Regions from separate parts of the Homo sapiens genome. Here regions 1 and 3 are each linked to region 2. A link is an interaction called in ENCODE POLR2A ChIA-PET data of the cell type or tissue named here. Cell type or tissue: A673. All regions are shown on one strand.

Region 1 (8,000 bases), 680 kb before region 2:
TTTCACTATCTTTCAAAATGTGAATGATTGCTTTTCCTATTTCAAGTGGGGTGGGCATCTGTTTATATGTTTAAAAATCATCTGTATTTCTTTCATTGTGAATTGTCTATTCACATCCATTCTCATCTTTGTGACAGATTGTTGATCTTTTCCTTACTGATTTATAGAAACTTTGTTGTTAAGGAAATTAGTTCTCTATCTGTTTCACACTGCACATAATTTTCCTTGTTTCTCTCCTGTGTTTTGATATGTGTATGTGTATGTATTTGTTGTCATACATATGCTATGCATATAGGATATACACATTACATGCATGTGTATATGAATATAAACATTCTTTTTTCCCATGCTGTTTACTGATCTTACAAAAAATTTTTCCCGTTTTTTTCCTGGATACTTTTATAGGTCCATTTTTTATGCTAAAATCTTTAATCTGCCTGGAACTTATTTTGGTATAAGGAATGAGGTAGGGACCAAGATTGATTTTTTCTAGATGGCAATCCATTTCTCCTATGTATTTAATAATCCAGTTTTTGCTCACTGATAATTTGCCATCTTCGGTTTTGTTTTTTGTTTTTTTTTTTTTGAGACAGAGTCTCGCACTGTCGCCCGGGCTAGAGTGCAGTGGCGCAATCTTGGCTCACTGCAACCTGTGCCTCCTGGGTTCAAGCGATTCTCCTGCCTCAGCCTCCCAAGTAGCTGGGGTTACAGGTGTCCACCACCACGGCCAGCTAATTTTTTTTAATTTTAGTAGAGATGGGGTTTACTATGTTGGCCAGCTGGTCTCAAACTCCTAACCTCGTGATCCACCCACCTCAGCCTCCCAAAGTGCTGGGATTACAGGCATGAGCCACCACACCCAGCCAATCTACCATCTTGATTGACTGACTGAGATGGAGTCTCACTCTGTCGCCCAGGCTGGAGTACACTGGCGTGATCTTGGCTCACTGCAACCTCCGCCTCCCAGGTTCAAGCAATTCTCCTACCTCAGCCTCCCAAGTAGCTGGGATTACAGGTAAGCTACCACACCTGGCTAATTTTTGTATTTTTAGTAGAGACGGGGTTTCAACATGTTGGCCAGGCACTCTCATATTAATGGTCTATGTATGTGGTAATATAGATAGATTTATATTGTGTTTTGATATTTAGTTGCACAACTCCTTTTCTTAGTTTCTCTTCCATACCCATTCTTGATGTTCATTTTTACATATGAAGTTTAAAATCAATTTGTCTAGTTTCAAATTAATCCTGTGCAGTAACCAGGCCTCTTGTTAGTCACAGCCTTGTATAGACCTCTCCTACCATGTATCAGGGTTGGTGGATTGATCTATGTGACCAAGAGAATGCGCAGAAGTGATAATTTGTGACTTCCTAAAGCACTGCCGCTTCTGCCTGGTATCACACACTCTGGGAAAAGCCAGCCCCATGAGGTCAAGCAGGGCTAGGTGGAGGTCCACAAGGCAAGGAACTGAAGCTTCCTGACAACTGCCAACATCCGCTTGCCAGCCATGTGAGTGAGCTATCTTGGAAGTAGAACCTCTGGGCCCAGTTACTCCCGCAGATGACCAAGCCCTGGTCAACATCTTGGCTAGCTACATGAGAATCTCCAGAAGCATCCAACTAAACTGCTCCTGAATGCCTGACTTAGCGAAATTGTGAGATTTCACAATTGTGAAATATTTTACTGTTTTAAGCCACTAGCTTTTGAGGTTGTTTGTTATATATACAGCAATATACATAACTAATTTGCCCTGTTCATGTATATACTGGGATTGTGTTAAATTTTAAAAAGCTTTAGGGAGAACCAATCTCATTATCATAATATGTGTTCTTATCCAAGTACATGAAATATCTTTTCATTTAAGGCTTCTATGTGTCTCTCCATAGCATTTAAAAATTTTTCTTTATATACATTTAAGTATTTTATCTCTTTTTTGGTATTGAAAATATTTTCTTTCAACATACTTTCTAACAGGTAATTGTTTATATATATTTTTATATACAAGTATAGGTTTATATAGGTTAGTGTAGGTTTTCAGTTGATCATTTTGGATTTTCCTGGTACACAGCCCTAGCCTCTGTAAATAATGATACTCACATCTCCTCTTTTCTATCTTCTTTCTTTCTCATATCTGCTTTCTCAGTTAATATACCCAGGATAACAATAAATATTAATGGTGATGTTTTACCATTAAGCAAGATGATGGCTTTTGGCTTAAAATATTAGCATGTTGAGAAATATTCATCAATTCCCATTTTCTTACTAGTTTTGGTCAAGACAGTGACCTGAATTTTATCCAATACCTTTACAGCAACTTTGAGTTGATAAGACAACTTTTCTCTTATGATGCATATTAACGAACTAAATTATATTAGTAGGTTTTCTAATTGAATCATTATTATAGTAGAGAAGGTCTTTATCTTTCTGTATTATTCGCATGAATAAGCTTACTTATAAATTATTATATGCTCATTATACCAGTTAAAACAATAAAGCTGGCCAGCCTGGATGACAGTGAGACCGTGTCTCAAAAATAATTAAAATAAAAATAAATAAAATTTTAAAAATAATAAAATAAAACAATAACGCTGTTATAATTTGAAATAAGTATGCTGGAAAAAAATTACCTTTTCCTTCCCTTCTCAAATTTCAACAATAAAAACAAAATCATTTTTTTGTTATGTTCTCAAGCTTATTCCATGATAACTTTGTGTGGAATAAGCTGACTCCAAAATAGTTCTAGTTCATCATTCCATCTAGATAAATTAATGAAAACTAAACCTTTAAACAGTTTAATGTAATTTTGACTCACTTGTCGTTCCTCAAAAGGATTATATGGCTCAGTATTGACTTCTTGGTGTATTATGTTCCAAGATACCTGTGGGCAAAACAAAAAATAAAATTCACTTTATCTCAATCGCTCTAGTAAAATAAGCCCATCAAGTAGTAACACTTTAAAACACACCCACAATTTTTTCAAGTTTTTTTTCCCATTTAGATCATGTTCCATGCTTTCCGTAAACATGTATATTAGGAAAGTTATTTAGAATTAGCATATCTGGAAATGATTATGATCCATTGCTCTTAACCTATTTTTTTCAAAGCTTCCTAGAAAACATAATGAGTGGGGCAATTCAATAAGGATTTAATGAATTCATACCCTATAAAGGCAACCATAGGAGAATCTTGATTTCATCTCTTCCTTGTTAGGAAAGAACTCATACACATCCCTCTTGTTTCTACCTGGCTGTCTCTTTTTAACATTCTCATTCCTCCCCTGGTTTGACAGGAGAAGCTGGGCCTGTGTAGGTCAGAGTCTTCCTTTTTCCTTCTCTTTCTGAGGAGCTGCCAGCACATTTTCCCTTCCTCCTTCATGCGCTAAGTCCTATGGGGCAGGCACCCCACGCTGGAAGGCCTCCAGGTGGGCCCTCCTGTAACTGGCAGGTAAGGCACTGTGATGCAGGCTACACTTCCAGCTAGCACTTGAACTTTCCTACAAACAGCCACCTTCTCCTCCAGCACCTTTATTAATTCTTAGGATGACGTTTTGGCTCCACCTGCTGTCTTATTTCTCAATCTGTGTAGAATTTCAGTAGCAAAGATGGGTATTGTTTATTGGACCCAAGCTTCTTTCTGAGAAGATTACCTGTCATGCCTCACAAAAGAGTTCATATTTTAAAAGTATTTTCAGGCAAAAGCTTCAGTAATCATTATAAAGTCAATCAACTTTAAGGATTCTTGCAAATATAACGGCAATGAAAAATGAAAAGGAAAATTTAACTTCAGTATTAAGAAGACTTTTCTATTTAACTCTTACCTGTATGGCAACCATCTGCACGTGTGGAATGTTTGTTACTGCACTGGTGCTTTCTGGAATTACTTCACATTTGTTGTTAGAATTTCCACAGTGCTCATCATTTCTGTTAGACTCACTCAGGACTGTATGAGCATCACCTGTGCTGCAGTGTGACTTTACAGATATTCCCAAAGAGCCCTCAAGGATCTGTGTTTCAGAGGCAATCTGGTGACCAGCAACATTCTCAGCATTCAAATGATGACCCTCAAAATAGGCAGCAGCATTTTTATCTGCTCTGTCATTGGCTACAAAAGACGGCACCACTGGTACTGATCTTGGTAGCTGATATTCAGGAGAAAGGCTGGCCAAGGGTGTATATATGCTGGTGTACTGGGGCAAACCTGGTAACACGTTTATGTATGCTGGCGGTGTCTGGGTGATATCAAATCTCTGGAAAGGAAGATACGTACAGTATCCTGTGACCAAATGGGATTGAGCCCAATAAGTTGGTTTCACATCCTCAAGAACCGGTTTGGGGGAATTACAGGAGACTCGCTTGTAATTTGCATCCTCAGAGCCTGGTTTAGGAGAATTAGAAGAGACCCCTTTGGGTTGCCCATCCTCAGAAACTTGTCTAGAAGAATTGTCGGATACTGGTTTGGCCTTCACATCTTCACAAGCTGGCTTGGGAGAATTTGCAGACACAGGTTTGGGTTTCACATTTTCAAAAGCTGGTGCTGAAGATGAATCTGACACTGGTTTAGACTTTACATCTGGTTTAAATTCCCTAGCAGCTGGATTCAGTTGTAGTTTAACTCGTACATACTCCCCTGCTTTTGAAATTTCTTCTACTTTTGTTTTAATGTTTTTCTTCTTCCTTTTTTTCTTGAGCCGTGATGCAACCTTCTTCAGTGCAATACAGTTGTCAATCACAACAAAACGAGGGCATCCCAAGAGAAAAGGTTTTAAACCTCCTGCTTTTTCTAGTATCTGTCGAGTTTCTTCTGGGAAAAACTCATATTCTGCAGAGAACATCTTGTTACTCATGTCCAAGGGACCATGTTCCTCCAAAAACTGAGAGAAGTAACTTGGAAAAAATTTACATTTACATGAGTTACTATAAGGAAGTACTTGAATATGTCTATTTGAAAAAAACTTTTATTCTCCCAAAGGAAAACACTGTTTCACTTTTCACTGATCTCAACCTTTCCTCAACAACAAATATAACAAACATAAGGTTAACTGCAATCAATGATACTATAAAGAAAATTTTGTCTACCTCCTAGAAAATGATCATTTAAAACTTTTCTGGGAGCAGGGGAAAGCAAAAGGAAATCAAAAAGTTATTTCATAACTTTCAACTATGTAATTACATAATTTATTCTAAAAACAACAACAAAAAATTTATTCAGGAAAGATAATAATGCCAATAAGAATTTTAAATAAAAAGAGAAAATCAAATCTCAAAAACAAATCCTATTTGAATTTGCGTACAGTAAATACTGAAAACTACATACTTTAGCTTTACTTTTGGATGCCTGAAGCAAATTCTAGCATACTTTAAGAAATAATAGTATAATTTTACAGTTGTTTCCACACTGTCACCCAAGAGTTCTCTGGAAATATGATTTGCTCAGCATTTCAACTCTAAAGAAAAACCATGAAGAAGGATCTAAGAGCACAGAACTAAATAGGAATGATGCAATACAGGAAAACAGAAGAAAGGGCCATATGGTGGATATGCTACTGACAGGACTTCCAGGAGAAGAGTTGGCTTTTAAATTAATACTCTATTACAGACCTCAGCCCTTGATTTATTTTCTTAAAAGGAAGGCCTCATGCACTATCTAATAACACAAAGCTCAAAATGGTAAGCTATCTGAGATTTTCCTGAATTTTTTACTTGTTTTATCCACCCCACTCAGTATCGACTTAGTAGCTCAAACTGACAAAATCAATAATCATTAGGACTCTAAATTTAATAATTAAAAATCCTCAGGGCGGGGCGAGGTGGCTCATGCCTGTAATCTCACCATTTTGGAAGGCTGAGGCAGGCAGATCACTTGAGGCCAGGAGTTGGAGACCTGCCTGGCCAACATGGTGAAACCCTTCTCTACTAAAAATACAAAAATTAGCCAGGCATGGTGGTGCAAGCCTGTAATCCCAGCTACTCGGGAGGCTGACGCATGACAATCACCTGAACCTGGGAGGCAGAGGTTGTAGTGAGCAGAGATTGCACCACTGCACTCCAGCCTGTGTGACACAGCAAGACTCTGTCTCAAAAAAAAAAAAAAAATCCTAAATTAACTTTGTGTAAAATGTGGCAAAATCTCTAAAAACAGGCACAAATTAAACAACTTCTGATCTTTAATTGGCAGCCTTAGTATAAAATAATGGTTGTAAAAATTTCAACCCACTTACTCATATAGAGTTGAACATTTTTGTTTTGGGTTCATGTCCCATAGCTTCTTATTGCGGACAACATATTCGTTACTGTGTTGGTCATAGAGAGCTTCGAATTCTTCTACATCTTGCCGAAGATGGTCAGGCACTGCAAATGGGCCTGCAGAATCTGAATTTCGATTGCTGGTAAATAACAACAAAAAACACCCAATTTTGTGGATGATAGACCTTTGGTTTATTATTTAACCAGAAGAATGTCTAATTGAAATAAACACAATAATGGCAATATATTACTCAGCTCTATGTTGCAAAAAAATAGCACCAGGGAACTTAGTGTAGAAAAGTTACCCTTCCACAGTTATAGGCGAGAAATATCATATCTGACAATCTAAGTAAGCACTTTCAATTATTTAGTCTTGCTCCAAAGAGCAAAATTCTTAAAACTCCATATTTTTAAAAAAAGTTGCATTAATTATAACTTGTTAAATGACTGAAAGACAAATGAAGATTGTATTATAACTGCTATAAATTAACTTAAAGTGAGACTGAGACTGGTAAATGGTATTAATAAAAGGTTTTTTTTAAGCCAGGTGTGGTGGCTCACGCCTGTAATCCCAGCACTTTGGGAGGCCAAGGCAGGCAGATCACTTGAGGTCAGGAGTTCGAGATCAGCCTGATCAACATGGAAAAACCCCGTCCCTAATAAAAATACAAAATTAGCCAGGCGTCATGGCGCATGGCTGTAATCCCAGCTACTCAGGAGGCTGAGGCAGGAGAATTGCTTGAACCCAAGAAGTGGAGGTTGCAGTGAGCTGAGATCACGCCATTGCGCTCCAGCCTGGGCAACAAGAGCGAAACTCCATCTAAACAAAAGTTTTTTTTAAATGTAAGATGTTAGCACTCTAAAAAGATGTAGTAGTTTGAGTGTGGACTCTAAAACCAGGCTGCATGACTTAAATCCCAGCTCTGCTATTTATAAGCTTTGTGTTCTTGGGCAAGTCGCTCTGCACTGTGCCTCAGAGTTTCCTTATCTGTACATTGGACAGAATATAATAGCACTTACCTCCTAGGCAGGATAAGTGGATTGAAAGAGTTTATGTATGTAAACCCCCAAAACAATGTCTGATACATAAGAATTAATCTCAGTAAAGGCTATGCTATGGTCTGAATGTTTGTGTTTCTGCAAAACTCATATGTTGAAACCTAATCACCAATGTGATGGTGTTAGGATGTGGATTCTTTGGGAGGTAATTAGGCTCTACCCCCATGAATGGACTTATTGCCCTTATAAAAGAGGCCCCAGAGAGTTGCCTTGTCCCTTCCACCATGAGAAAACACAGCAAAAAGGCACCATCTATGAACCAGAAAGCAGGCCCTCACCAAACACTGAATCTGCCAGTACCTTGATCTTGGGACTTCCCAGCCTCCAGAACTGTGAGAAATAAATTTCTGTGTGTAAGCCTCCCAGTTTATGGTATATTGTTATAGCAGCCCAAACTGACTAAGACAGGCTATTATTTTAACTTAAAACAATTACCCTACTTAAAGAATCCATGAAATGACCACGTAATTTTTAACTGCTCTGATAGCTCCTTTAAGAAATGAGAAAAAAAAAACCATGTTGTACATTTTTGGTTCATAAAGGAGTATGATATAAAAAGGTTACTGCTACTCACTAGTTTTATTTCTTAAATATTTGTTTATTGAAAACTCAGTTTTGACAACCAGATGGCATTGAAAATCACTAATATATAAGGTGAAAACATAACATCATATACAGCTCCCAAAACAGCTTCCTCT
Region 2 (8,000 bases):
TCTGACTCGTCTCTCCCCACAAAGACACAGTGGCTCAGAGCTCCCAGGCAGAGAGGGGGACTCAGAGAGCTTCCTCCTACAGAGAACATCATTCTCTCACAGCTCCAGAGGCTGGAAATCCAAAATCAAGGTGCCTGCAGGGCCACGACCCTCTGAAGGCTCTAGGGGAGGCCCCTTCCTTGCTGGTCCCAGGTCCTGGTGGCTCCAGGTCTCCTTGGCCTTCCCTGGCTTGTAGTCGCATCATCCCCACCTCTGCCTCTGTCGTCACGTGGCTGTCTTCCTTCTTCCATGCCTATCCTTTTTTTGTAAGGACAGCAGCCATTGGAAGCCAGTATAACTTCATCTTTACCTTTTTTTCGTTTTGTTTTGTTTGAGACAGGGTCTTGCTCTGTCACCTAGGCTGCAGTGCAGTGGCACAATCACTGCTCACTGCAACCTCCACCTCCCGGGCTCAAGAGATCCTCCCACCTCAGCCTCCCAAGTAGCTGGGATTACAGGTGCTCGCCACCATGCCCTGCAGCTAATTTTTGCATTTTTTTTTTTTTTTTTTTTTTTTTTTTGGGACGGAGTCTCGCTCTGTCGCCCAGGCCGGACTGCGGACTGCAGTGGCGCAATCTCGGCTCACTGCAAGCTCCGCTTCCCGGGTTCACGCCATTCTCCTGCCTCAGCCTCCCGAGTAGCTGGGACTACAGGCGCCCGCCACCGCGCCCGGCTAATTTTTTGTATTTTTAGTAGAGACGGGGTTTCACCTTGTTAGCCAGGATGGTCTCGATCTCCTGACCTCATGATCCACCCGCCTCGGCCTTCCAAAGTGCTGGGATTACAGGCGTGAGCCACCGCGCCCGGCCCTTGCATTTTTTTTAGAGACAGAGTTTCGCCATGTTGCCCAGGCTGGTCTCGAACTACCAACCTCAAGCAATCCTCCCACCTCAAGCTCCCAAAGTGCTGGGATTACAGGCGTGAGCCACCGCAGTCAGCCACATACTAACTTAATCACACCCATAAAGACTCTATTTCCAAAGAAGGTCATAGTCTGAGGTTCTGGGTGGACGTGAGTTTTGCAGGGACACTATTCAACCCACGTCAAGGACTCCTCACTTAATGCATCATGATACTGTTCTTACTCCAGTGGTGAGACCCCAGCCCAGAGCGGGTGCTTGGGAAGAGAGGCGGCCTGTCCACATGCACCTGTCCTCCCAACATGCACCATATTTACTGGGAAAGCTGTACAGCCTCACACATGACCTTCAGTAGTCCCCGGCCTCCTACAGTCGCCACTCCCGAGGCATGTACTCCAGGCTCCCCACTTTCCTGACACAGCCCCACCCTTCTCCAGATCTTTTATGACCATTTGCTTATTTGCTTATACCCCTCCTTGTTCCAAAAAGGATTTCAGGCAGATGGTTTTTATTACCAGGCTAAATGAACACAGCGAGATCCTGTAGCAAATACAGTCTTCTCAGCAAACATAAATTTCCATGAAGCCAACATGAAAAGACCCAAAAAGTACGCGGAAATTAAAATGATCGTGTCAAGCTTGACATCAGGTCCCTTTCTTATTTTCGTTGACTCGCTGACACGCACTACATTCCTCGCCGTTTCGCTTTTGAAAGCTTTGTGTGTTGCTTCTTGTTTTCTGGTAACCCCTTTATGGAAGAGGCGCCCAGCTGGGAAGGGAGGTTCTTGAGGTTATTAAGAGCTGAACACAGTGAGTCAGTGCCTTGTTTTAGGGCACAAACCTTAGGAAAGAGACTGTGAGTGAAGTTCTTCAGGATATCTGGGGATCCTAGTTCCTGCACCAGAGCTGAGCCCTTTAATCACATTGACCCTAATTAGTTTGCTGGGGTGAGGGTTGAACCGTTGACTCATGTTTTGTACTAAAAACAGGGGAGGAGATGCAGCCCCCCAAGTTAACGTGATGCAAATGAAGGCCTTTCTTCGGCCTTTGGAAAGGTTTGGCTTTGCTGCTGCCAAAAGTCATTTTGAGAAAACAATGTGTGTGTGTCCAGGGGTGTGTGTGTGTGTGTGTGTGTGTGTGTGTGTGTGTGTGTCTGTGCACTTGCATGTGTGTGCCCACACGTGTTGGCATATGTGCACGTTGATGCATATCTGAATATGTTCATGTGTTTGGGAGGAGCAGAAAGCAGAAGCGGTGAGGAGGGTGCAAGCAAACCTGGTTCCACGTGTATCAAACTGAACAGTCAGAGAAAGGCCCAGGTGGGAGGATCTCTTAAGGCCAAGAGTTCGAGACCAGCCTCCGCAGCATAGAGAGACCCCATCTCTACAAAAAATTATAAGTAAAGAAATTTTTTGGCCAGGCATGGTGGCTTACACCTGTAATCCCAGCACTTTGGGAGGCCGAGGCAGGTGGATCCCTTGAGGTCAGGAGTTTGAAAGCAGCCTGGCCAACATGGTTAAACCCCATCTCTACTAGAAATACAAAAATTAGCCTGGAATGGTGGTGCACACCTGTCATCTCAGCTACTTGGGAGGCTGAGGCAGGAGAATCACTTGAACCCAGGAGGTGGAGGTTGCAGTGAGCCAAGATCACGCCACTGCAGTCCAGCCTGGGTGACAGAGTGAGACTCTGTCACAAAAAAAAAAAAAAAAAAAAATTAAAAAAAAATTGAACTAGCAGACATGGTGGTTCGCACCTGTAGTCCCAGCTCTTTGGGAGGCTGAGGCAGGAGGATCTCTTAAGCCCAGGAGCTCAAGGCTGCGGTGACCCACGGTCGAGCCATTGCACTCCAGCTTGGGCAACAGGGCAAGATCCTGCCTCTAAAAATTAAATTAACAAAGTTAAATAGAATAAAATAAAACAGAGCATTCTTCTCCCTTTGGGAGGGGATCTGATGATATCTGAGTGTCTGTGGAGCCTCTGACTTCCTCATCTCTAGACTGCCTGGTCCGTGGCAATCTAGAGAGATGCTTCCAGCGAGGCCGCAGCAAAGTCATCCTGATCCCTCAGCCGTAAGAGATACAGCTGGGCCTGGGAGTGGAGAAGACCTTGCAGAAAATTGTGTTTGAGATTCACACCTGTTCATTCAACGGCTCCTGGTTGAGGGCTCAGTGCTCATCACAGCTGCTTCCTCTCATGGCTTGAGGGAGGGTTGGTGGCTCTGGCTGGCTACTGGGGGAGGAAAGAACTTGGGGCTTGGATGGGAGGCCCAGGTGAGGCCCGGATCTTCTTATGGCCAGCCGTGAGGACTGGACATGATGCCTGGCAGTGATAACAGCTCCCTCGCGGTCATTGGCAAGACTAAATAACAGTCTATGCAGACGTGCTTAGGAAATTATAAGGTCTGAGGCAGGCCAGAGGGTCAGGTTAAGAGGGCAGCAACTAGGTGGCATCCAGGACAGGTTTGGCCTTTGTCCAGAGTGGCAGTGGATGACTCTGCCGTCGTCCCCGGCCCCCCACCAGGCCCTGCCATCAGCTACTCAGCTGCCTCGTCCCGTGAGAGCTGAGCCCCTGCCCAAGCTGGTGAGGCCTTCCCACAGCACACCCTGGAGAAGAGGACACTGCAGGAAGCTGCATGTGTTGTGGCCCAAAATCCTGACTGTCGCTCATCCTCCTGGGGTGGGCATGGATCAAGATTTGCCATTGGTGTCTCAGCATCAGCTGGAACTGAGAAGGGAGGGAGGTACTGTGTTGATTAATATCTGAGAACATTCATTCCAATAAAACTCCTTACTCCTAAACAAGTGGACAGCTGCAAGACCACATTTGATGGGACAGTCCAATTCAGAATGGCTAATATCAGTTTTGGATGTTCTCTCTCTCTCTCTCTCTCTTTCTCTCTCTCTCTCCCGCCCCCCATTCTCTTTCTCTCTCTCTCTCTCTCCATATATATATATATATATATATATATTTTTTTTTTTTTTTCTTTGAGACAGACTCTCACTCACTCTGTTGCCCAGGCTGGAGTGCAGTGGCTTGATCTCGACTTATTGCAACTTCCACCTCTCAGGTTCAAGTGATTCTCCTGCCTCAGCCTCCTGAGTAGCTGGGATCGCAGATGCATGCCACCACACCCAGCTAATTTTTGTATTCACCGTGTTGGCCAGGCTAGTCTTGAACTCCTGACCTCAGGTGATCTGCCCACCTCAGCCTCCCAAAGTGCTGGGATTAGAGGCGTGAGCCACTGTGCGCGGCCTCTTTCTGTATTTTTTATTGTAGTAAAACACACATAACGTAAAATGTGCTATTTCAGCCATTTGAAGTACATAGTTCTGTGACATTAAGTACACGCATATCATGCAGCCATCCACCACCATCCCTCTCCGGAGCTTTCTCCTCCTCCCAGACTGAAAGTCTGTACCCATTAAACTGTAACTCCCCACCCCCCCGCCCTCAGCCCCTGGCACCCGCAATTCTACCTTCTGTCTCTATTAATTTGACTATACTAGGTATCTCATAAAAGTGGAATCACAGGCCGGGCGCGGTGGCTCACACCTGTAATCCCAGCACTTTGGGAGGCCGAGGAGGGTGGATCACGAGATCAAGGGATTGAGATCATCCTGGCCAACATGGTGAAACCCCGTCTCTACTAAAAATACAAAAATTAGCTGGGCATGGCGGCACGTGCCTGTAATCCCAGCTACTCGGGAGGCTGAGGCAGGAGAATCGCTTGAACCCAGGAGGCAGAGGTTGCAGTGAACTGAGATCCCGCCACTGCACTCCAGCCTGGCAACAGAGTGAGACTCTGTCTCAAAAAGAAAGAGAGAGGGAAGGAAGGAAGGAAGGAAGGAAGGAAGGAAGGAAGGAAGGAAGGAAGGAAGGGGAATCACAGTATTTGTCTTTTTGCAATGGGCATATTTCACTTAACATAACATCCTCAAGGTTCAGCCGTGTTGGAGCATGTGTCAGAACTTCCTTTTTCTGGCTGGATGTTGCATTGTGTGGTTACAGCATATTTTGTTTATCCATTCGTCTCTCAGTGCACGCCTGGCCTGCTGCCACCTTTTGACTATTGCAAATAATGCTGCTATGAAGGTGAGTGTGCACACACCTGTTTGAGTCTCTACTTCATGCTTTTGATCTCTTTATATTTTAAGAGACAGTTTTTTGGATGTCACTTCTCATCAGTTCATTCCTGGGAAGCTCAGCTGGGAAGTTACTGGTATCTGTCTCATCCAAAAGGTTAAATCTTCCGGTGTCCTGAGTACACACCAGCAATTAGCAAACGCAGGACCACATTGAAATGCCTGTTGCTGAGATTGTTGTCAGCTAAATGATGGGTGCCGGGTAGATAACAGTGAGGTTGCATTTCACAAATGTGTCATCTGACTTTCAGAAACTTCCCATTTCATACCAACTATGATCTGACAGCACCAAAGAAGCTGCAACATGAACTAAGGTGTACCTAGCTTCAGAGAAGAAAAGTGTAAAAGGAACCTCTTTAATTCATTTCCTCACTGATCCTCGCTATTAAATACATTGCCATCAATTAACTTTTCTATTCTCTATTTGGAAATTTCCTTACTAAAGAAAATTCTATCTGATTCTTTCTAAGTAGACTATGAGGCACTATTAACCTAAGTTATACATGAAGGATTATTTCAAGAAATGGGAGGGAGGAGGGTGGCAGGATGGTGTTGGAAAGCGCTATGGTGTGTGTGGACAACAGTGAGTATGTGCAGAATGAGGACTTCTTCCCCACCCAGCTGCAGGCCCAGCAAGACGCTGTCAACATAGTATGTCATTCAAAACCCACAACAGGCCGGGCGCAGTGGTTCACGCCTGTAATCCCAGCACTTTGAGAGGCCGAGGCAGGCAGACCATGAGGTCAGGAGTTCAAGACCAGCCTGACCAACATGGTAAAACCCCGTCCCTACTAAAAATACAAAAATTAGCCGGGTGTGGTGGCAGGCGCCTGTAGTTCCAGCTACTTGGGAGGCTGAGACAGGAGAATCCCTTGAACCCGAGAGGCAGAGGTTGCAGTGAGCTGAGATTGCGCCATTGCACACCAGCCTAGGTGACAGAGCAAGACTCAGTCTCAAAAAAAAAAAAAAAATTAAACAAAATCCACAGCAACCCTGAGAACAACATGGCCCTCATCACACTGGCTAATGACTGTGAAGTGCTGACCACACTCACTCTAGACACCGGCCGCATCCTGTCCAAGCTACACACCGTCCAACCCAAGGGCAAGATCACCTTCTACACTGGCATCCACATGGCCCATCTGGCTCTGAAGCGCTGACGGGGCAAGAATCACAAGACGCATATCATTGCCTTCGTGGGAAGCCCAAAGGCAATGAGAAGGATCTGGTGAAACTGGCTAAATTCCTCAAGAAGGAGAAAGTAAATGTTGACATGATAAATTTGGGGGAAGAGGAGGTGAACAGAGAAAAGCTGACAGCCTTTGTAAACACGTTGAATGGCAAAGATGGAAGCGGTTCTCATCTGGTGGCAGTGCCTCCTGGGCCCAGCTTGGCTGATGCTCTCATCAGTTCTCCGATTTTGGCTGGGGAAGGGGGTGCCATGCTGGGTCTCGGTGCCAGTGACTTTGAATTTGGAGTAGATCCCAGTGCTGATCCTCAGCTGGCCTTGGCCCTCGGGTTTCTATGGAGGAGCAGCAGCAGCGGCAGGATGAGGAGCCCAGACGAGCAGCTGCAGCCTCTGCTGCTGAGGCCAGGATTGCTACAACTGGGACTGAAGGCTCAGACGAGGTCCTGCTGAAGATGACCATTAGCCAACAAGAGTTTGGCCATACCGGACTTCCTGACCTAAGGAAGAGGGGATTGCTTATGTCATGAAGATGTCCCTGCAGGAGCAGAGTTTGGCCAGGCGGAATCAGTAGACATTGATGCCAGCTCAGCCATGGACACTTGCCAGCCAGCCAAGGAGGAGGATGATTACGACGTGATGCAGGATCCTGAGTTCCTTCAGAGTGTCCTGGAGAACCTCCCAGGTGTGGATCCCAACAATGAAGCCATTTGAAACGCTGTGGGCTCCCTGGCCTGCCAGGCCACCAAGGATGGCAAGAAGGACAAGAAGGAGGAAGACAAGAAGTGAGACTGGAGGGAAAGGGTAGCTGAGCCTGCTCAGGGGACTGCATGGGACGCAGAGAATATAGGGTTAGATGTGTGTTATCTGTAACCATTACAGCCTAAATAAAGCTTGGCAACATAAAAAAAAAAAAAAGGAAATGGAACCTCTCATTTCCCATCAGGTTTATATCTGATCTTTCATTCATATCTGATGGGAAATGAGAGGCTCTCCAAGGTAGGTGGTGCAATTTTTGGACAGTGACTTGGTTTGCCTTTACTGTCTCTTCATTGTCACTTGTCTGAGGATGACAGGGTGTCCCGAGACAGAAAACAGGACAGAGCAGAGGATTGGGAAGGCACCTTGCTTTCGCTCTGTATTTGGAAATGAACTTGACTGCTGCGATCACTAGTGCAACATCTTGCTGTATTGATTAACCTGTACTCAGGTATCGCTGGTGACAGAAGTGATCCGTCTGATCCTAACGAAAATCAGAGCCTTGGCCAGGCACAGTGGCTCACGCCTGTAATATCAACACTTTGGGATGCTGAGGCGGGTGGATCACTTGAGATCAGGAGTTCAAGACCTGCCTGGCCAACATGGTGAAACCCTGTCTCTACTAAAAATACAAAAATTAGCCAGACATGGTGGTGCATGCCTGTAATCCCAGCTACTTGGGAGGCTGAGGCAAGAGAATCGCTTGAACCTGGGAGGCAAAGAGTGCAGTGAGCCAAAAATCACGCCACTGCACTCCAGACTAGGTGACAGACTAAGACGCCATCAAAAAAAAAAGAAAAACAAAATCACAGTCTCACTCCAAGTCATAGAAATAGTGGCAACTGTAAAGAACACATATGGCTGTCAGTGGGTGAAGTCTGTCCCCCAAAATGCATATTGAAGCCCTACCTTCTGGTGCCTGTGAATGTGACCTTATTTGGAAACAGAGACTTTGTGGATGTCATCAAGTTAAGATGAGCCCATTAGAATTGGCCCTTATCAGCCCAGTACA
Region 3 (8,000 bases), 98 kb before region 2:
GCTCAAGCCTATAATCTCAGCACTTTGGGAGGCCGAGGCAGGTGGATCTACTTGAGGTCAGAAGTTCGAGACCAACCTAGCCAACATAGGAAAACCTTGTCTCTACTAAAAATACAAAAATTAGCCAGGCATGGTGGCGGGGGCCTGTAATCCCAGCTACTTGGGAGGCTGAGGCAGGGGAATTGCTTGAACCCGGGAGGCGGAGGTTGCAGTGAGCTGAGATCATGTCTGCACTCCAGCCTGGGCAACAGAGCAAGACTCTGTCTCACATAAATAAATAAATAAGCACCAAAAAAATCTTTTTTTAAATATTGAAATCATGCTCGATGCAAGAGAAGCTGCCAAGATAATCAAAGAGCTCCTGTGTATCTTTTCCTCAGTTTACCCTGATGGCTCCATCTTCTGTAACAGTGGTCCAGTAGCAAAATGAGAAACTTGGCATTGGCACAATGTGTATGCAATCGTTCTAAGTCTTTTTATCACATGTTAAAATTCATGTAACCGCCACTATGATCAAGACACAGAACTGTTCTAGGGGTGACCCCTTTCATAACAAATCTTTTATAACAGCCTTTTTACCATCCTGAAACAAAAACCACAGACGATAGTGCAGATTCCTGTTACATATACCTATCACGACACAGAATCTGAAATGAGAGACATGCATTAAGTACACATAATATATTAAGTGCAATATGAAGGAAATACAAGGAAAGTGGAGGGTTGTAATAAAGTAAAATATATTCAATGCCTAATGTGCTTGAGCACTCACTCTATCTACACTAGAAGACACAATGAAGCCATCAGAAAGAGGCAATTGAAGGAATCCACAGCCACAAAGAGGGGCTGATGCAGGTGTAATATACCGAGGCCTCAAAACCACAGATGCAATTTGTCATGAGACTAAAACAAAGTACAGTAGTTGCATTCCTGGAAATACAGCACAAAATCCACTTTATGTTCCTATGGAGTGAGTTTCCAGGCTCAGACGGTCCTAAGCGGGTTTGTCATTTACCTGAATGGTGTGTGGGGTAAAGGACAACTCTCTACAGAGAGGACAATTCTGGCAGGTCCTGGAGCACCCCTGGCTCCTGTCCCCTCAAGGCCAGGAAGTCCCCCACTGTAATCCTGCCAATCACAAAGGCTTCCTCGAATTTCCAAAATAGCCCCTAGGGGGCAGTCCTGACCCTGCTGAGAACCGCCGGCCTATTGGATACTGAGGCCATGTGCCCGGCAGTGTGCCAGGCTGGGGAGGGAGGAGGGAGGGTCGGGGAGCACAGATGAAACACACATGGTGTCCAGCCCTGTGAAACGTGCCCTCTCATTAGATTCAGGTCACTAGATATAGCAAATGAAAATATTGCACGGGACATGTTTATACTCAATATTATTTGTTGTTTATCTGAAATTTAAATTTAACTGGGTGTCTTGTGTTTCGTCTGGCAGCCCTACTGATAACACAAAGGCCATGGAGACAGGATGGCTGGTGCTGTCCTTGGGGACCAAGGGGACTCGGAGGAGGGGTCTGTAGAAGGAGACGTGGAGACTGTTTCTGGCATGGGAGTGGCCTCTGCCTTTTGCAGGGTTTTACACACTCAGTAGCTCCTGAATGCCCACGCTGATTCAGGAGGTGACATTATTATCCCTAGCTTGCCAGTGAGGCAATTGAGGTGTCAAGAGGCCACATGACTCCCCCAAGACGCATCTCACAGGGGCAGGAGGCAGGTGCCGATAGAACTCTCCCCGTGATGGTCAGTGGAGCCTCCACACTGGGGTGGCAGGGTGTGCTGGGAAAAGCAGTGGCGGGAGGGCAGGCACGGAAAAGCAGTGGCGGGAACCTCTGCCATCTCCGGACAAGGCATCCTCGCAGGAACAACTGAGGTCAGAGGGCTTGGTTTAGGATGTGGGGATGGTCAGCAAATGCAGGCTTAGAAAGTGGTGAAGGTCTGTGTGGCTGCAGAAGCCAGAAACTATCAGGAACGTGGAAAGAAACCTGTTTTATGATTTTTGGGTTTTTCGTTTTGTTTTGTTTTTAGACAGGAGTCTAGCTCTGTTGCCCAGGCTGGAATGCAATGGCTTGATCTCGGCTCACTGCAACCTCTGCCTCCTGGGTTCAGGCGATTCTCCTGCCTCAGCTTCCCGAGTAACTGGGATTACAGGCATGCACCACCACGCCTGGCTAATTTTTGTATTTTTAGTAGAGATGGGGTTTCGCCATGTTGGCCAGGCTGGTCTCAAACTCCTGACCTCAGGTGATTCACCCGCCTCAGCCTCCCAAAGTGCTGGGATTACAGGCATGAGCCATTGCGCCCTGCCAATAAACCTGTTTTAAATCGCAGCACTTTGGGAGGCCGAGGGGGGCAGATCACCTGAGGTCGGGAGTTTGAGACCAGCCTGACCAACATGGAGAAACCCGTCTCTACTAAAAATACAAAATTAGTTGGGCGTGGTGGCACATGCCTGTAATCCCAGCTACTTGGGAGACTGAGACGGGAGAATCACTGGAACCCAGGAGGCAGAGGTTGCAGTGAGCCGAGATCACGCCACTGCTCTCCAGCCTGGGTGACAAGAGCGAAACTCCATCTCAAAAAAAAAAAAAAAAAAAAAAAAAAAAGAGCTGCTTTGCACCAAGGAGCCCGGCCCACCAGGAAGAGAAGGGGATAAGACGCGTGCCCTTGTTCTTAAGAAACATGTGCTGGCCTCCCCTCAGCAGATGCCTCCAGATAAGCCCAGCACCCACAGTCCTGCACACTTGCCTTCCCGGCCCTTCACCACCCACAGGGATGGGAGCAAGGCAAAGACATCATCAGAAGATGCTGTGATAATGAGCCCGACCGTGAGGACCAATGGAGAAGCCCCTGGACCTGGTGAAAGGTTGCCTCCCTCAGGGCTCTTGTCTTCTGCGTTTATAGCTGATTTCTCCCAGACAGGGGTACTCTTCCAGCCATGGGGTGGCAGGGGGCATGGGTCCCCCAGGCACGGAGTAGAAGCCCAAGCTCACGCTCTGAGACACAGGAAGAGCCCAGAGAAGATGCTGGAATCCACCAGCCTGGTTTTAGCTCAGGCGTGTTCTTATTTGTACAGGGCTTACCTGGACTGGCTTTCACTGAAACTCAGATTTAATATCTTTGGGAGATGAGTCCACAATGAGTCATGGAATATTCTTTCAACTAGCAGTAGGAGAGACACTGGCCTAGGAACCAGTGTTTGGTAACTGTTTCCATGCCTATGGGAGCCGAAAGCTGAGTTCTCCCGCTAAGAGCAGGGTGGGACACTCAGGAGACCGTGTTCTGTTCGGTGGGGACCTCGCAGCTTCAGAGTGGGGTGGAGAGCTCAGGAGGAGGTTATCTTCAAATCGCTGGGGAGAGTCAGTAAAAAGTCCTAAAAGGAAAGCTTAGCTGGATCACTTTTCCTTGCTGTCTTGGGAAAATTTAAAAGAGAAGCCAAACCAAATTCATGAAAAGTCTGGGTGCGGAAAGAGATGCAATTGACTTGGGTTAAAAAAAAAGTCAATTTTTCTGATTATAAAAGCATTAAAAATATATGGGACAGGACTACAGCATTAAGCTTGTTGAAGAAGATTTAGAAGAAATATGGAAGAGTAAATCACCATAATCTTGCTACCTAGAACAACTTTTCTGAAAAATGGAAACAAGCTCTCACTATGTTATCCAGGCTGGACTCAAAATCCTGGGCTTAAGCAATCCTCCTGCCTCAGCCTCCTGAGTAGCTGGGACTACAGGAACATGCCACTGCAACTGGCTAGAATAACTTTATTTTTAATTAAGAATAAGTTAAAATAACCACTAACTAAACATTGCCAGTTCAGTTGACCCTCTCTTAGTATATAGATCAGAATGGTTTGTTATTAATATATACATGGTTTATATACAAACAGAGAGAAAGCTGGTCTCTAAAGTTTCTTGAGGACGTTGATGTCTCCTTTCTAGTTTGGCTTACCTATGAATTTCCTTGTTAAACCCTTTTTAAAAATAAATGATATTATGGTAAACTTTATTTTGGTTATTGTTAAGGTAATGCAAAAGTAAGCTGAATGCAATGCACCTATGTCCCAGTTATTCGGGAGGCTGAGGCAGGAGGATCGCCGGAGGCCAGGAGTTCAAGACCAGCCTGAGCAACACAGTAGGACTGCCCCCCCATCTCTCTTTTTTTTTTCCTTTTAAAGTAATGAGGCTTTGGTATATGGCCTATACTGCTAATATAGTTGCAATATTTCAAATAAGGTGCTTATAAGGTGCAGTATTTCCAGAAGAGATCCAAAGTTGCACATAATTGTTGGGGGGAAGGTCTAGGGGAAGAGAAAGAACCCAACTAATAGTCATTCTCCAGCTCGGTCATCTGTTAACCAACAGAGAGAACATTTAAACTTTTGAACTTCAGCTTCCCTTTCTGTAACATGGAAGGGTGGGACACAGCAGTGGTTCTCACCCAGGGAGTCCATTAGAATTGCACTGGAGAGCTTTTGAAAATATGCATGATGGCCAGGCATGGTGGCTCACGCCTGTAATCCCAGCACTTTGGGAAGCCGAGGCAGGTGGATCACCTGAGATCAGGAGTTCGAGACCAGCCTGGCCAACATGGTGAAACCCTGTCTCTACTAAAAATACAAAAAATTAGCGGGACATGGTGGCGCACCTGTCATCCCAGCTACTCGAGAGGCTAAGGCAGGAGAAACGATTGAACCCAGGAGGTGGAGGTTGCAGTGAGCCAAGATCACACCACTGCACTCCAGCCTGGGCAACAAGAGCGAAACTGCGAGAAAAAAAAGAAAAAGAAAGAGAGAGAAAGAGAGAGGGAGGGAGGAAGGAAGGAAGGAAGGAAGGAAGGAAGGAAGGAAGGAAGGAAGGAAGGAAGGAAAAGAAAATATGCACATGTGGTCGCCTCTGGGGCATTTTGTCCCAATGGGCCTCCCGCAATTGAGGTAGGGAAAGGAAGATCTTTGTTACTTTGAAAACGCTCCCCAGACCATGGTAGGTTGAAGGAGACTTGCCCCAGCTTGAGCCAATTGTAAAATTTGCCGGAATTTTGTGAGCTGGTAGCTAAAAGAGTCACTATTTAAAAATTTAAAATCATAAGCTTACAATTAAATAAATTATATTACCACAAAAGTAATAAATACTCAAAACTCATCACTTCCTAGTTGTTTTAATACATTCAACTTCCTAATTGTTTTAGCATTTTTTACTTCCTGATTGTGTTAGTACATTTTACTGGTACCTATGCTCTAGAAGTTGTTTGCACCTATTGTATCTGGAGGGTGGAAATACTATACAATGGTGTGGTGTTTCACATCTCTGCCAATGCTGGCAGCTTGAAATCAGCTACTGTGGGAGTATTTACACCACAGAAATGGGCAGATGCTAGGAATCAGGAGATTTTTCCCTTCTGGTGATCCAGTTTGTGGTTAAACATTCCTCAACATGTTACTGTCCCCGATGTGATGTAGGCTTAATTCAGAAGTGTGATCCTGGGCTCCTTTTAAATAACTTTGATCTGAAGATGAGGCTTCTATGCTTTCACTTGCTGAGATGCTAGCGCCTCCTGGTGTGACTGGTTTTGTGGCTGCAAAGTCTCTTTCTCCAGTTTCTTTTAAAGGAGAGCCATGTTTGCTCTGTTCTTCCTGGCACTGAAGTAGCAGGTGTGTTTGTGCAGGTCTTTAAGGTACCCTTAAAGTAAACAGCCTTGATAAAATCTTTTTTTCCTCTTTTCTTCATTCTTCTGTTACTTGTATTGATCCAGGTCTTTCTACAGGCACAGAGTATGCTGGCTGTGTTTGTACATTTTTGCAAATAGATAATCGTGGAAGTCTATTCTATAGAAACAGCCTTTATGACTATGAACTGTAACCAAGGGGGTGGCAAGCAACTTCCTCTCCTTTGAGATTTTGGTGTATGGAAGGTTTCCACTTAAACTCCTTTCTACAGCGTGGCCTTCTCTTTTGTTGCTGTATTTGGAATGCATACCAGCTGTCACAGGGCAATAATCCCGGAGATGAAATCAATTCTCTTAATGGCCTTTTATGGAAAGTTCAAGCTTGCCTTGGGTTGGTATATTTTTAGCTTCAGGTATATTTTTTGGCGTATTAAGGGAATAAGGCTCCCATGCATGGATTGTGTGTGAACTGTTGAGAAGTTAATTGGTGTTCAAAGTGAGCCCTGTGTGTTGCCAAGGTATTGGGGGTGTCTGGTAAATGGCACACTCTTCCTGCCCAAATTCTGAACCAAATGAAAGGTGAAAAAAGGCATGAGGCCAATGGAGTCGCAAAGACCGTTTTTGTTGTTGTTGTTGTTTTTGAGATGGAGTCTGGCTCTGTCGCCCAGGCTGGAGTGCAGTGGTGTGATCCTGGCTCACTGCAACCTCCGCCTCCCGAATTCAAGCAATTCTCCTGCCTCAGCCTCCTGAGTAGCTGGGATTACAAGTGCCCACCACCATACCTGGCTAATTTTTGTATTTTTAGTAGAAACGGGATTTCACCATGTTGGCCAGGCTGGTCTTGAACTCCTGACCTCAGGAGATCCATCCGCCTTGGCCTCCCAAAGTGCTGGGATTACAGATGTGAACCACTGTGCCTGGCCCAAAGACTGCCTTTATTCCAGCCCAAAGACTACGTTTATAACTGACAGTCTAGGTTGGAGAATGTGGCTTATATCTTTGGGCAAATAAGCTCCCTAATACAGAAGTCCAATTTTGGCGTGGGGGGTGGGTGGGGTGGGCGTGGGGGGTGGGTGGGGTGGGCGTGGGGGGTGGGTGGGGTGGGTGTGGCGGAACTGGACAGACCCCTACTCCACCCCACAGGGATGAGCCCATCCTTGGAGGAGCCCAGCCCTGGAAGTGCCAGTCACTCCTGAGAGTAAATCGAGATGCAGGACCTCTTACTGCCCATGACCCAGGTCTCCTTTCAAACCTACCAATCAGGATGCTAGACGTGCATGATGGGCAGAGCAAGCCAGGGGTTATGCTAATGAGCTCCCTCCCCTGGATGGGATCCTGTGGGTTTCCTTCTTCCCATGGGCACCCCCAACCTGGCCTGGCCAACAGACACTGCAAACAGGCGCCCTTACCTGCAGCAGCTCAGGAAAACTCCTCTATTTGAAAGCTGAGCTCTGTCTGTATTAGACTAAGTTTATGGAATGGAAAAGGGTAGATGGTCATTTCAGAGTGACTTTGGGGGGAAAAAACTCAGGATATTGTAATTAAAGTTGGTTATACCAAGAAAGTCAAAAGTTCTGGCCTTCATTACCCTTAAGTGATGACGCTTGTGTGAATTGCATCCCCCCCACCTCAAAATTCATGCCCACCTGGGACCTCAGAATGTGACTTCATTTGGAAATAGGGTATTTCTTTATGGATGTAGTCAGGTTAAGATAATGTCATACTGGGTTAGAGGGGGCCCTAAATCCAGTATGACTGTATCCTTATAACAAGAGGAAAATTTGGACATGGAGACACAGACATGGAGGATACCGTGTGATGATGAAGGCAGAGATTAGAATTATGTTGCCATGAGCCAAGGAACAGCAAGGATTCCCAACAAACACCAGGAGCTGGAAGAGGCAGGAAAGGCTTATTTCCTAGAGACTTCAGAATGGTCCAGCAGTTGGCCACCCATGTGGACCCCTTGAGGAAGGAAGAGGGAGATTTTCTTTGGGAGGAGAGATGATGGAGGAATGGGCAAAATCCAGGTGGCACTGGGGATGTTGCTGGATTGTGTGGGTGATGGCAGAGGTGGGATATCTTATGGTTCCATCTCTACTGAGGCTCTGAGCCTCCTGGACACTTGCAGCCCTCCCAGCCCATCACCTGCATCCTTCATTTTGCAGTGAAAGTACCAGAATCCACATGGTTGCTGTGGAGGGTCATCAGGCAGGCCCCCAAAGGTTATTCGGGGCCCAGGAAGCCACTCTGTCTCCACACTCAAGTCCAGCACCCCTCCCCTCCACTCTCTTCCCAAGCTTAGTCTTTAGCAGGAAGGAAAAATG

Evidence for each region. ChIA-PET counts read pairs that join two places held together with the same protein. Peaks named below come from ENCODE experiments on the same cell type or tissue, not always from the same donor. Only the 100,000 strongest peaks of a DNase experiment are listed, where the experiment ranks them.
Region 1: POLR2A ChIA-PET joins it to region 2 with 29 read pairs; 1 of 35 experiments calls an interaction of 5 or more read pairs at or near these places.
Region 3: POLR2A ChIA-PET joins it to region 2 with 5 read pairs; 2 of 35 experiments call an interaction of 5 or more read pairs at or near these places.

Annotation. Positions count from the first base shown.
Region 1 is chr21:37,162,434-37,170,433 of GRCh38, reverse strand. It overlaps TTC3 (tetratricopeptide repeat domain 3), which reads right to left. Exons shown (of 46, transcript NM_001330683.2): 32 at 6,219-6,383; 33 at 3,819-4,884; 34 at 2,814-2,879. Among named protein-coding and RNA genes, the nearest start is that of TTC3-AS1, 27 kb to the left of the region's middle. In A673, a CTCF peak has its summit at 3,563 (motif pointing left); a DNase peak (open chromatin) is centred at 5,513; H3K27ac peaks cover 2,558 bases.
Region 2 is chr21:36,485,001-36,493,000 of GRCh38, reverse strand. The region is part of intron 2 of CLDN14-AS1 (CLDN14 antisense RNA 1); the gene reads right to left. It also overlaps a transcript of CLDN14 not described here and the pseudogene PSMD4P1. Among named protein-coding and RNA genes, the nearest start is that of CLDN14, 8.9 kb to the right of the region's middle. In A673, no CTCF peak of the experiment used is centred here; DNase peaks (open chromatin) are centred at 1,650 and 4,880; H3K27ac peaks cover 7,087 bases.
Region 3 is chr21:36,582,741-36,590,740 of GRCh38, reverse strand. No RefSeq gene overlaps it. Among named protein-coding and RNA genes, the nearest start is that of CLDN14, 110 kb to the right of the region's middle. RefSeq lists an enhancer at 1,046-1,095 and a silencer at 1,226-1,285. In A673, CTCF peaks have their summits at 967, 1,170 (motif pointing right) and 5,546 (motif pointing left); DNase peaks (open chromatin) are centred at 1,210 and 4,980; H3K27ac peaks cover 515 bases.